2 separate regions of the Homo sapiens genome follow, and region 1 is linked to region 2. Evidence: chromatin contacts called from ENCODE Hi-C or POLR2A ChIA-PET data. All regions are on one chromosome and are shown on one strand. The core of a region is the stretch at or near the end of the contact, and the rest is flanking DNA. Distances in the headings are between cores, read along the strand shown.

Evidence for each region. A loop is a pair of places that touch in the nucleus more often than their neighbours do. ChIA-PET counts read pairs that join two places held with the same protein, here RNA polymerase II (POLR2A).
Region 1: a map of chondrocyte shows a loop between it and region 2 (2.3-fold over the local background). The contact joins two enhancer-like sites. A Hi-C loop is called at or near these places in 1 of 168 maps with a recorded cell type or tissue (chondrocyte). POLR2A ChIA-PET finds 5 or more read pairs at or near these places in 3 of 52 experiments (BJ, HepG2 and PC-9).

The regions. Positions count from the first base shown.
Region 1 is chr22:33,538,326-33,544,431 of GRCh38, reverse strand. The region is part of intron 6 of LARGE1 (LARGE xylosyl- and glucuronyltransferase 1); the gene reads left to right. Among named protein-coding and RNA genes, the nearest start is that of MIR4764, 100 kb to the right of the region's middle. Within about 2 kb of position 4,136, at least 17 of the 41 ENCODE cell types and tissues checked have a DNase peak (open chromatin) inside an H3K27ac peak, as active enhancers do.
Region 2 is chr22:33,489,768-33,495,706 of GRCh38, reverse strand. All of the region lies in intron 6 of LARGE1 (LARGE xylosyl- and glucuronyltransferase 1), which reads left to right. Among named protein-coding and RNA genes, the nearest start is that of MIR4764, 56 kb to the right of the region's middle. Within about 2 kb of position 3,231, at least 2 of the 41 ENCODE cell types and tissues checked have a DNase peak (open chromatin) inside an H3K27ac peak, as active enhancers do.

The sequences.
Region 1 (6,106 bases), core at 2,887-5,386, 48 kb before region 2:
TACAGGCGTGAGCCACCGCACCTGGTAGAAAGGTACTCTTTCCACTCTATTTGCTAAACTGTGATGAGGCAAAGCTGGAACCACCATTTGTCATTTTGACACCGCCAGGAGTTTCCAAGACCACCCCTAAATTCACTGGTTTGCTAGGAGGACTCACAAGACTCAGTGTATGTCATACTCACAGATATGATTTATTACAGCAAAAAGATATAAGGCAGAATCCACAAAGGAAAAAGGCTCATGGGGTGAAGTCCAGAGGAAACCAGGCTCAAACTTCAAGAGTCCTCCCCCAGTGGAGTCACGCAGGACATGCCAATTCCCCCAACAATACGTTGTGACAACACACATGAAATGTTGCCCAAAAGGGAATCTCATGAGAGACTCAGCACCCAGGATTTTTATTGGGGGCTGGTTATGTGGACATTCTCTAGGACATACCAAAATTCTAGACTCCCAGAAGGAAAGCAGGTGTTTATGGTAAACCATTTTGTTTGCACAGTTTAGACACAGTGAGCTCTTAGAGAATAGCAGGAAGCTTCCCAAAACCCCAGTTCTCAGATGCCAGCCAAGGGCCAGTCTTGCAAGCAGTTCATCGTTCTAAGGACAGCAGTGTCAAGCCTGCCGTGTTACCTCTTTCCTAGACAGTCAGTTTGTCTGAGAGGGCAAACAGATCTGAGAGCTTGAAAAGAGAAGACAGATTTTAGATTACATTGTGTTGGAGTCTCTAGTTCCAGCCATGCCTGAAGCAAAATTTCTCTTTTTAAAAACTGCTTAAGTCTCAGTAAAGTCTCTGTCACTTGCGACCTTAAGAAGCATGCTGGCTGACAGAACCCATGCTAAGTAAATAAAATGTTTTCTTCTGACTTCTTTTCCACTTACTACCATCATTGTTTCCCTTCTTAAATTGTCAGAGCCTCCTTATTGACAGGGCCTTTACCCCCATAGCCTAGCATAGTACCCAGCTTATCATAGGCATTTGTAAACTTTTGATGCGTGGATGAGTTTTCTGTAGCCGTTTAGAGGATTAATCTGTTTAGATGGAAAAGGTGGTATCTGCAGCCTATTTATCCATGAAAGTGACCTAAATTAAAATTCTGACCAAGCTGAATTATCTCTTTGATCTTCCCTTTTACAAATTCCTCTTCACTGAGAAATTGGCCACCGCTCTTATTAAGTAGTACTACTTGGGCTCACCATCCTGGGCCTTTTTTTTTTTCTTTTTTTCTTTTTTGGCCTAATTAACTGTGTCACCATTCAAGCCAATTAGGTGTGTGCCTTACTGGGAGATCAATTAAAAAATAAATTAGTGTCAAAGTGGAAAGGGATGTGTCGAAAGATAAATTTTCTTTCCAGTCTTGTACAGAAGCAGCGGGAAACAGAGCATTTTGTAGCTTTACTTACATGCACACATGTAGGAAAGAAGGACTGGAAGGGATCTTAGAGGTCATGAGTTAGCTCAGTGCCTTTTGTTGCAAAGGTCAAGAAGGTTCTAAGGTCTTTGACTTGGATGATGCAATTTCAAGAGAACTTCGCTTGGACAGAAGTCTGTGTTTCATCTTTACTAGCTGTAGGCGAGTCCCTCTACCTTTCTGATCCTAAGCTATCTGTTCAGTAAGTGCTTCACTGAGTGACTATAGAAAGCATGAATGATTAGTAAAATAAATGGATTTGAGTAGGTGGGCCCAGTGTCTCTTTCAGGTCTATGGATCTGATGCAAATTCACACTGTCAGGGGCAAAGCCAGAACCATATAAAAGCGGGCATCTTTGGTACCTCTCTTGTCCTCATACCCTACATTTATCTTCCAGTAAGTCCTGCTGGCTGTGCCTTCAAGGTTCTATATACCTATCCAAGCCTACTAGATACTAAAATATTAGTTATTGAATAAACAAAATTAGGTCTCTGGCCTCTGGGCTCTTTGGATTCTACGATATATTTTTCTCCCTTCTGTTCCTTTAAAGGAGCAAATAAGAGGGACCCTGAAGTCACCAAGGGGACTTGAGTCACTGAGTTTATATCCGGCATGAAACACTGTCCAAGGCAGGAATGGAGACACAGAGTGAGGAAGAATGACGAAATCTGCCCCAAACAGGGTTCCCATGAGAGTTCAACTAATGAACAGTGACCTGCTGGCTCAGCCCAGGGAGAATCTCAAAACATAACATTTGGCTTCCAAATCATGCTAGATTGTAGTCTATATCTCTGGAGACAGATCTGGTAGCAGTTACAATGGAAGTGGGCTTTTATTCTTTTTTTTTTTTTTTTTTTTTGAGACAGAGTTTTGCTCTTGTTGCTCAGGCTGGAGTGCAGTGGTGCGATCTCGGCTCAATGCAACCTCTACCTCCTTGGTTCAAGGGTTTCTCCTGCCTCAGCCTCCTGAGTAGCTGGGATTCCAGGCAGCCGCCACCACACCCAGCTAATTTTTGTATTTTAGTAGAGATGGGGTTTCACCATGTTGGCCAGGCTGTTCTCCAACTCTTGACCTCAGGTGATCCACCCGCCTCAGCCTTCCAAAGTGCTGGGATTATAGACATGAGCCACTGCACCCAGCCTTGAATAGCTCTTAATGTTTCTCATAGACACGTACAGTAGGGGCTCAACCCCAAATGTTTGTTTCCTTGACTTAAGATTTTAGAGATACCCTGATATCCCATGACATCAGCACTGCCTTTTTTTTTTTTTTTTAATTTTTGGAAAGAAAATGTGTTTTCCTTGTAGAACAGTAAGACGATGACTCCAGACAGGATGAGGGCAGTCAGCACAAAAAGACCCTCTGGGCCTCATTGTAATAGTGAAGGAAAAAACAAGAATTGACTAGACCTTTTCAAGAATGGATTGCTCTGCTGGAGGCATCATTAAGGTTCTCCAGACTGATCCACTTTATACATGTGTGTCATGAATAAAACAATGCATGTCCGTATCAGCACAAAGGTAAAGAATGAAACTCAATTGTGTATATTTCTACTACCTACAGTCAGCTATTGTTAATATTTCAGATGCTTTTCTGTGCATATAGGATGGATTCTTTTATAAAATTGGGATCATAATATAATCCTGTTTGTATACCAGTCTTTTTCGTCTTAACTTTGCATCACAACCATTTTTCTTTGTTATGCTAAAACATAAAAGTCAAAAAGTCGGCTTGCCCTGTGTTCAAGTCCCAGCCCCGGCTCCGTAATCTTGGTGATCCAATTAACCTCTCCCTGCCATATTTTCTTTTTTTTTTTTTTTCTTTTTTTCCCCCACTTTTTTTGAGACAGGGTCTTGCTCTATAGCCCAGGCTGGAGTGCAGTGGCACAATCACGGCTCACTACAGCCTCAATCTCTTGGGCTTGGGTGATTCTCCCCCTGCAACCCGCCCCCCGCCCCCCCCCCCCCGCAACCCACCACCCCAGCCACCATGAGTAGCTGTAACTACAGGTGTGCACCACCACACCTGGCTAATTTTTATATTTTTTTTTAATAGAGATGGGGTTTTGCCACGTTGCCCAAGCTGGTCTTGAACTCCTGTGCTCAAGCAATCCGCCTACCTCCGCCTCTCAAAGTGCTGGGATTACTGGTGTGAGCCGCTGTGCCCGTCTGCCATACTTTATAGGAAAACTGGGCACCTTCTCTTCTCTGAGTGCAGTTGTTGTCAACACTGCCTTTAAGTTATAATCATCTGGGGAGCACGTGAAGAATAATGATGCCCAGGTCTACCCCATATCAGCCAAGTCAGAACCTCTGGTATGGGCAGTGGCCTGCCGTATTTTTGAAAGCTCCCTACATAATGCTGAAGTGTGGCCAGGGTTGAGATTCACTGCCCTAAGGTTGCTATCCCAGGATCTGCTGGCTACTGCAACAAAAGAGACACTGTGTCTTGGTTGTTTTGCCATGGGGGCAGTGGGGCAGGGTACTGTTTGGGAGGAGTGTTTGGAGACGGGATTAAAATCCTGGCACTTGTCCCTCCCAGGGAAAAGGGTCATCCTGTTTATTTTGTGTCAAGAGCTCAAACAGTGATCAAAATCCAATCCAACATCATAAATACCAGAAAAGGTCAGGGCTGGGCTGGTCATAGGATCAAGCACACACAGCCGAGCTGAGGTTGGCACTTAGTCAACTCCAAACTCTTCACTAGCAAACAGCACAGGGGGGGACTTGGCAAGGCCCGGCCTCTTGGCGCCCCAGTCACAGAATGGAGGTTCACATGGCTCTGTTGTTTTTGTCGAAGGAGGAGAAATGCCATTTTCTCAGCAGTCCTTCTCCTTGACTCATTAGTGTAGTTGGCAATGTGGTTACTTTTTAACTTCTCTGCAAATATTCATAGAAAGAGAAGGGGAGTAGAAGGCAGGAGCTGTTAATGTACACCAAGCTCCTATTTTTTGCAGGCCTCCACAGGGTAAAAGGGACTGGCCCCCGTGCACCAGGCCACTGCCAGTGGTGCAGATGAAGGACCTGAGCCCCCACAGGCATCTGAGGTCACATGGTCAGTAGAGCTGGGAATTTTATCCCGGGTCAGAAGAACTTCAAAGCCCATATTTTGTCTTATTACTACACATCTTAAGAGATTAGAGGGCCGGGTGCAGTGGCTCACACCTGTAATCCCAGCGCTTTGGGAGGGCAAGGCAGGTGGATCATTTGAGCCTAGGAATTTGAGACCAGCCTGGGCAACATAGCAAGACCTCTTCTCTACAAAAAAATACAAAAATTAGCCAGGTGGGTGTGGTCCCAGCTACTTGGTAGGCTGAGGTGGGAGGATCACCTGAACCTGGAAAATTTGAGGCTGCAGTGAGCTGTGATCGTGTCACTGCACTCCAGTATAGGTAGTGGAGCGAGACCCTGTCTCAAAAAAAAAAAAAAAAGTTTGGAGGATTTAATTAGATCATTTCTAGATATTCTGATCTTGATTGTGACAATCTAAAGGAAATTGCATTGTAGGCTATTTAAGGAACTTTCCACATAAGTTTGTCAAGCCAGCCTAGCTAATAGAACAGGATATGTTTGAGCAAGTTATTTACCCCATTGGGCCTATGTGGAATCCCACTGGCTCCTTTAATAAAAGAACATCCAGTCCTCAGGGTTGGTGATAAGATGAGTGTGAAGTGCGGATGCCCATGGGCATGGGGAATTTATTTACCAGTTCTTTTATTAAAAGAGCTGGCAGGATTCTGTTACCAGGACTTGCCTTTTTTTTTTTCTTTTAATCAGAAAATTTTGACAAAGAATCTATGAAGTGCAGATGTAGGGCCAACCATACTTTTCACACTTTTTTGATTGTATCCTACAGTCAGAAATACATTTTTCATCACAATCCAAAAGACATATGTGTGTATGTATGTTTATACAGGCATATATACACACATATATGCAGATGAGCAATTAAAACAATATTTTCGTAAAACAATACTTGACCTTACTATGTTCAGTGAATTTTTATATTTCTTTTCTAATCTATTTAATGTATTTTAATTTTTAAAATGCTTGCTCAGATCCACTGAATTATTTTCACAACCTTCAAATGTGTTACAAACCCTAGTTTCAAAAACACTGGACTGGAAGATATCCTAAAATGCCTTTTAACTCTGTATTAAGCATTCTGAAATTCAGCAAACTTGCCAGCAATCAGAGAGGAGATCAGAAGCTCATTTTCTAGAACCCATTTGCTGGAAGGGGCAGTGAGTAATCTCTTGTAGACGGCTTCCTTGTCCTCCAGTGGCCTTCCCCTTCATTGAGTTACTTTGTGTGGCCGTGCCAAGCATGGTGGCTGCCACGTGGTGGGGGGAGCCTTACATCTCATTTTCCTTACTTCCCAGGCAGGTGCCCTGTTTTATTTATCTCTGTATTCCAAGCATCTAGTAAGGCTCAACACTGGGCTCAGTAAATTGATGGGGAAACAAAATAAAAAATGTGGCTCCATTTTCGTTTTTCATTAACCTTCAGGGAAGATTGCACAATGTACCTTCGTAATGCTATTCATTTTTTAACTAGCTTCAATTCAGCTCAGAAATATGTATGGAAATATGCCTACTATGTGCCAGGTAATGTTGGACACAGAAGACACTAAAGAATGCGCAAGAAAGAGAAGTGATTCTTGCTCTGAAGGAAATCCTGTGTAAATGGAGAAGGGG
Region 2 (5,939 bases), core at 1,982-4,481:
CTCACTCTGACTCAGGCTGGAGTGCAGTGGTGTGATCTCGGCTCACTGCAACCTCCGCCTCCCAGGTTCAAGCAATTCTCCTGCCTCAGCCTCCCGAGTAGCTGGGATTACAGGCACATGCCACCACGCCCAGCTAATTTTTGTATTTTTAGTAGAGACAGGATTTCACCATGTCTGTCAGGCTGGTCTCGAACTCCTGACCTTGTGATCAGCCCGCCTGGGCCTCCCAAAGTGCTGGGATTACAGGTGTGAGCCACCACGCCCAGCCAAACTTTAGTTTTGCTCTGTCCTGGGCAAGTGCTACAGGGGATGGAAAACTTGTTTTTACACTATATAGCATGCACTGCATAAGGCGACCAAGGCAGTCAAGGGCTTGGGAGAGCGTAAATAAGCAAGACAATTCAGATAGCGGTCAGTGCTATGAAAGATGTAAGACTGCAACACGATGGAGACTCAAAGGAAAGTTCAAAGGATGAGAAGCTTCCGCCAAGAGAAGATGCTGTGGAAGTGTTCTAAGCAGAGGGAAGGCAGATGCAAAGGAGAGAGCCTGTGATGTTTGATGGAGAGAAAGGAGGCCTCTGTGTGTCCGGGGGGTGGGGGTGTGGGTGGGGAAGAGAGTGTTAGGCAGTGGAATCATGTTCACGTGGGCCTTGCTGATGAATTGCAGGGAGAGAATAGAGGGAACGAGGAAATCAGCCACAGTTCCAGACTGGGATAGCATTACTGAGTGGAGTGTGGCTCTCCCCTTGAGCCCTAGGGTGCAGTTATCTGCATAGAGGCAGCGCCAAGAGAGGACAGAGACTTGAGGAGAGTTGCCTGCCCTCTCCCAGATTTGCCCTGTGATCCCAGAGAGCCGATTATCTTTCTTCACTGTGATTTTGCAGAACCTGCAGGCAGTTTGGAAACAGCACTGGCAAAGGAGAAAACGAGACTCAGATTTCTCATCCTAGCTGTGACAGAGATGCCAAGTAACCTAGTGGCTTTGTGCAAGTCCTTTAATCTCACAGAACCTCATGTTTCTCATCTGCAAAATGAGTGTAAGATTAGTTAAGCTGCCTACCTGTTAGGGTAGTTGTGAATATCAGTTGGGAAAATTGGTGGGAAAAGAGCTTGGAACCATTTAAAATATACAGATTTGTGAGGAATCAATGCTATGGATCTAACCAATTAAAATAGAATATGGTGGCATGATAGCTAATCTTTTAATGGAATCATTGTCATTTTCTTCTACCATTTTGAGCACTAACTGTGTTAAACACCGTACTGAGCACTTCCACATACATTAATCTTTGTTATATTTTAGAAGCAGCTCAGTCACTTTATTCATTTACGTAAGCTGTCAAGTAGCATTTAACCAAGGGAAACGTCCTCAGTTAATCTTCACAACAGCACACACAAGCCATCTCCATTTTATGGGTAGGGAAACTGAGGCACATCAGTTCAATTCATTGCCCAGGACCCAATAACCTATAAGTGGAAAAATTCCAGATCCACAGCCAGGGCTTTTTGGCTTCAGAGCTCATCAAAGACCATATGCAAAGCTTTCTCTCAGCACAGCTTTATACAGCTGTTGAGCATCAATGCTGTCTATAAATTAGTGTTCAAACTTGGCATCTGTGCTGAAGAGCTTAAAAGTTAATTTCTCGTATTTGTCCTTGGACCTGTGTTAGCCACGGAGTGGGCATCGCCTTGCACAAAGTAGCACCTTTTAAATGAGAGCCTTCACTAGAGATTGAGCAACTGCTGCGTACTTTGCAAATAGAAAGTGTCTTGTGACTGCCACCCAGTTGGAAGATGTAGAGCCCTTGTCAGCACCTGGGTTTGGAGGGTCTCTTAATTATGTCAGGAGTCTGGGCACACTGATATTTATTAGCTCTATACTATGCAGATGTGGACCACAGAGGCTGGGTACCTGGAGTCATTGTTTAAAATAAAGGATCTTGAGTGCAGCTGTGTGGCTGTGAATCCCAGCCCCAAGACATCCCAACTAGGTCACCTTGGAAAAGTGGTTCAATCCCTCTGTCTGCAGTTTCCTCATCTGCAAAATGGGTATGATCATACTGCCTACTTCATAGGGTTGCTGCTGTTGTGGGGGTGGGTGTTGATTTGGAACTATCCACATAAATAAAGCATATTGCCCAGTACTTGGACCAGCACTCAGACTTGGCTGTCATCACCATTAGGTTGAACCATTTTATCACCTCCACAAATGTCAGATGTAGACACATTAAAAAATTCCATGCTCAGGCCGGGCACGGTGGCTCACACCTGTAATCCCAGCACTTTGGGAGGCCGAGGTGGGAGGATCACCTGAGGTCAGGAGTTCAAGACCAGCCTGGCCAACATGGTGAAACCCCGTCTCTACTAAAAATACAAAAATTAGCTGGACATAGTGGCGCGCGCCTGTAATCCCAGCTGCTAGGGAGGCTGAGGCAGGAGAATCACTTGAACCCGGGAGGTGAAGGTTGCAGCGAGCCGAGATCGCACCACTGCACTCCAGCCTGGGCGACAGAGCAAGACTATGTCTCAAAAAAAAAAAAAAAAAAAAAAAAGGCCACCATGCTTGTAGAGCTATCCATTTGGATAGAGATGGTTTTAGCAGGAAGGAATTTGAAAGAGGACCCTCGAGTTATGTGCCAGAGCACTGCTACTCTTCTCACTTACACAGGCATTAAACACAATTTTGAATTTAATGGGATACTCTGATAATTTCTCTTTTGTCCTGAAAATGGATTGTTAGAGAGGAAGCATCACAGCAGAGTATGTTGCCTTTCAAAACAGGGTGCGCATTGCCCACCCGCCGCCCGCATTTCCCTCCTCCCTCCCTGTGGAGATTCAGCTTTTATCAGATACTGTTCAAAGCCCCCAGGACAAGGACAGGACGTCCTTTCATATGAAAGTAATTTAAAACATGTTTTGTTTTGTTTTGTTTTCAGTTAGCACACAACCATATTATGAGGTAAAATTTAAAATGTGCACAATTGATTAAAAATTGAGACTTCAAAGAAATCACTCGCTCATTGGCAGGCTAATTTGGGCTGTATATTCGTTCTCAAGGGCTCTTAGGAATTGTGTAAGTGAAAGAATTTGCAAAGCTCCCGGAGCTTGCAGCCTGTGCCTTCAGACACAGCAGCACGGAGTCCCCACTCTGCTTCCTGTTTACTGTGCAACTGGAGTTTGTTACTTAGAGGCTTAGTTTCCTCTGCTGAAAATCAAGATAGCACTTTCCATTTCAAAGGGTTTGAGGGGACAAAGGAGATTCACAGATGTAAAGGGAAAGTGTGGTGCCCAGGAGGTGGTTTGCACCCAGTGTAGTCCCCCCACTCCTTTGCCTTCACTTGAAAGACGCAAAAGTGTCACTGGCAATGTTGTGCACAGAGCAGACGTCAGAGAATCAAGATGGGCCTGCTTCCTGCCATGGACTTTGGACCCTGCAGCCCCAGCTTCTTGCTCTTTGTGCCTCTCAGCTATAGGGGCTTAATCTGGGAGCTTGGAGTGTCACCATGCCTCCCTTGCATCTCCCTCAGTGATGCATTGGCTCATCTGTCACCTGCCAGTGGCCGACAAGGCCCCATCAGTCTTGCTGTTACCTATTTATCTACCTGCTTTTTCTTCTTTCTGTCATCACTCATTTAGTAATTCAACACTATTCTGGCACCCACTCTGTTCAGAACACTGCCACTGATACTTTTGTATCTTTCTATTTTGAAATATTCCATGAAACTCTTCTTACCATTTGTGGAGCCATAAGGCCACATCAAGGGGTCGGCCTTTCATCTCAGCAAAAATTTTGCATTTCAGCTGCCTCGGGAATGGTTTTCTTTCCCCTCGACCTTGTCTTTATTTCATAGTAATTTAGCCACATCTTGAATTCCTCGTCTTTTCTGTTTGAGTTTGACAGTTTTATTTTGTTTCAACTATGCAATACTAGCCTTCAAGACTGATAAATTCATATTATTCCAAAGCTTTTAGTACCTACCCAATGGTGGGCACAAAAATGGGGCTGTAAGATCGACTTATGATTAAGTTCCAATTTCAGATTAAGTGGTTTATTGTCTAGGCAGAGCTCCTTGTGATTTCTCCTTTATAGGCAAAGAGCTGAGGCTCAGGAGAAATCCAGGCAACCAACATTTTAATTAAAAGGAAGTTTTGAGAAGATTCTTTCATCTTCAGAATTTTCTCTCACCTTGAAGTGAGCGTCGAGCATTGTCTTTTAAATTATTGAATCTGGGCTGGATGGGATAGCTCAGTTGGGAAAATGCGTTCATCTTTTTTAACTACTTTTATCAGAGGTTCTGTCTGACCCTCCATGCATGTGGGTATAATGACCCCAACCTCTTTCTAGCTGTATGCAGTTATATGTAAAACCGCTTCCTGCTCTTTCCTACATAAAAATTCTTGCATTGTATTTTTACATTATTACATGTAGTGGGTGGCCAGCTATCAGGAAACAGCATTTTAGTGCCCTCGAGCTTTTAAAATGTCCCTAAATTTGGAGGTAGACATAGAACAACAATACTATTAACAATTCCATATACTGTGTACCAACACTGTCATATTAAGAGATGTATATCCTCTCAACTGCCCTGAAAGCAGCTTTGTGTTGTCCTAATTTTACAAGAGAAGATCCTTGTAAACAAAGATGTGTCTGGCTGAGGTGGTCTCACAGCAATTGAAGGGGATGTTTGGGTCTCAGGCTCAGGTTTGTCTGGCTGGGCTGCTGAAATTCTTGCCACTTTCTCTCAGAGAACATGTAGGCAACAATAAAGAGAAAAACAGGAGTAAGAGAGAAGAGTACCCAGGAAACTGGCGACAATGGTAGGAAGAGGTGAACAACAGAGAAAACTCAAGAAGTGGAGCAGCTCTGCAGCTCATGGTCACCGGCGAAGAGCTACTAAAGTGTCAGTCCTGTGGGTTTTGCAGACAAAGCATCTCCACCATATTTGAATGTGGAGAGTGTCAGAGATGATGTAAAGAGTCAGTAACTACCTCTAACTTGGGGCAATGCCTTCAAATGTGAACCTTCTCTTTAGTGAGCCGGGAAGCTGTATGGGATTCCCAGGTACTATGGCATCCACTATCAGATTGATCTGACTCTAGTTGGAGACTAAAATCAGAAGCGTTGCAGCAGTGTACTGGATAATGAATGGAGTGATGTAGTTAGAAAACAGTTGGCCTACAAATAATTCTATTTAGAGTAGTAATAGTAGTTATAGAAACAACACATGTTTACTGAGCCGTTTTCATGTTCTTGGCACTGGGCTAAACACTTTACATGCACTATTTCATTTAAATTGCACTATTTCATTAAAATAACATCTCAGTCCTTTGTGAGAGACGAATGAGGTGGAAAGAAAATAAGGACAAAATGACAGGGATTCCTCTTTATTCTCTGGTAGGGAAGCGGGGCAAGGTTCATGGTTGATGTTCCATGGAGCTTCTGGCGTGAATAAATGAAGATGGATAAGACGCAGTCCCAGCCCTTTAGTAATGTGAACTTGGTAGGAATAACTTACCCGAATATATAAATATGATGTAATATTGCATGATGCAGATTAATCAAGTTATTTATAATTTACAATGATCCAGTTGAGGGAGCAAGTAATTATGCCTAAGCAGAGCCCCCCTAGCTCCAGAGGGAAAGTGCTTCTGGAGTCAGGAGTTGGAAAAGGAGGAGAAAGTGGCCAGGGATACAAGGCGGGGAAACCGTGTTCTAGCAAAACAGTAAGATGTGCATGTGAAGTCACTGCCTTCCCTGGGACAGGCACCCTCTTTAGAGACAGCAACACCACCCAGCCCAGCCCCATCTACGCTTGTTCATGTCCACTTAGCACTTCCATTCATCTGAGCGCCTGCAGTGTGGTGTTTGCTTCTTGTTTCTCTCTGCCACTAGGATGTCAGCTCCCTCAAGCCAGGGCTTTGTTTTGTTCATTGTTTCT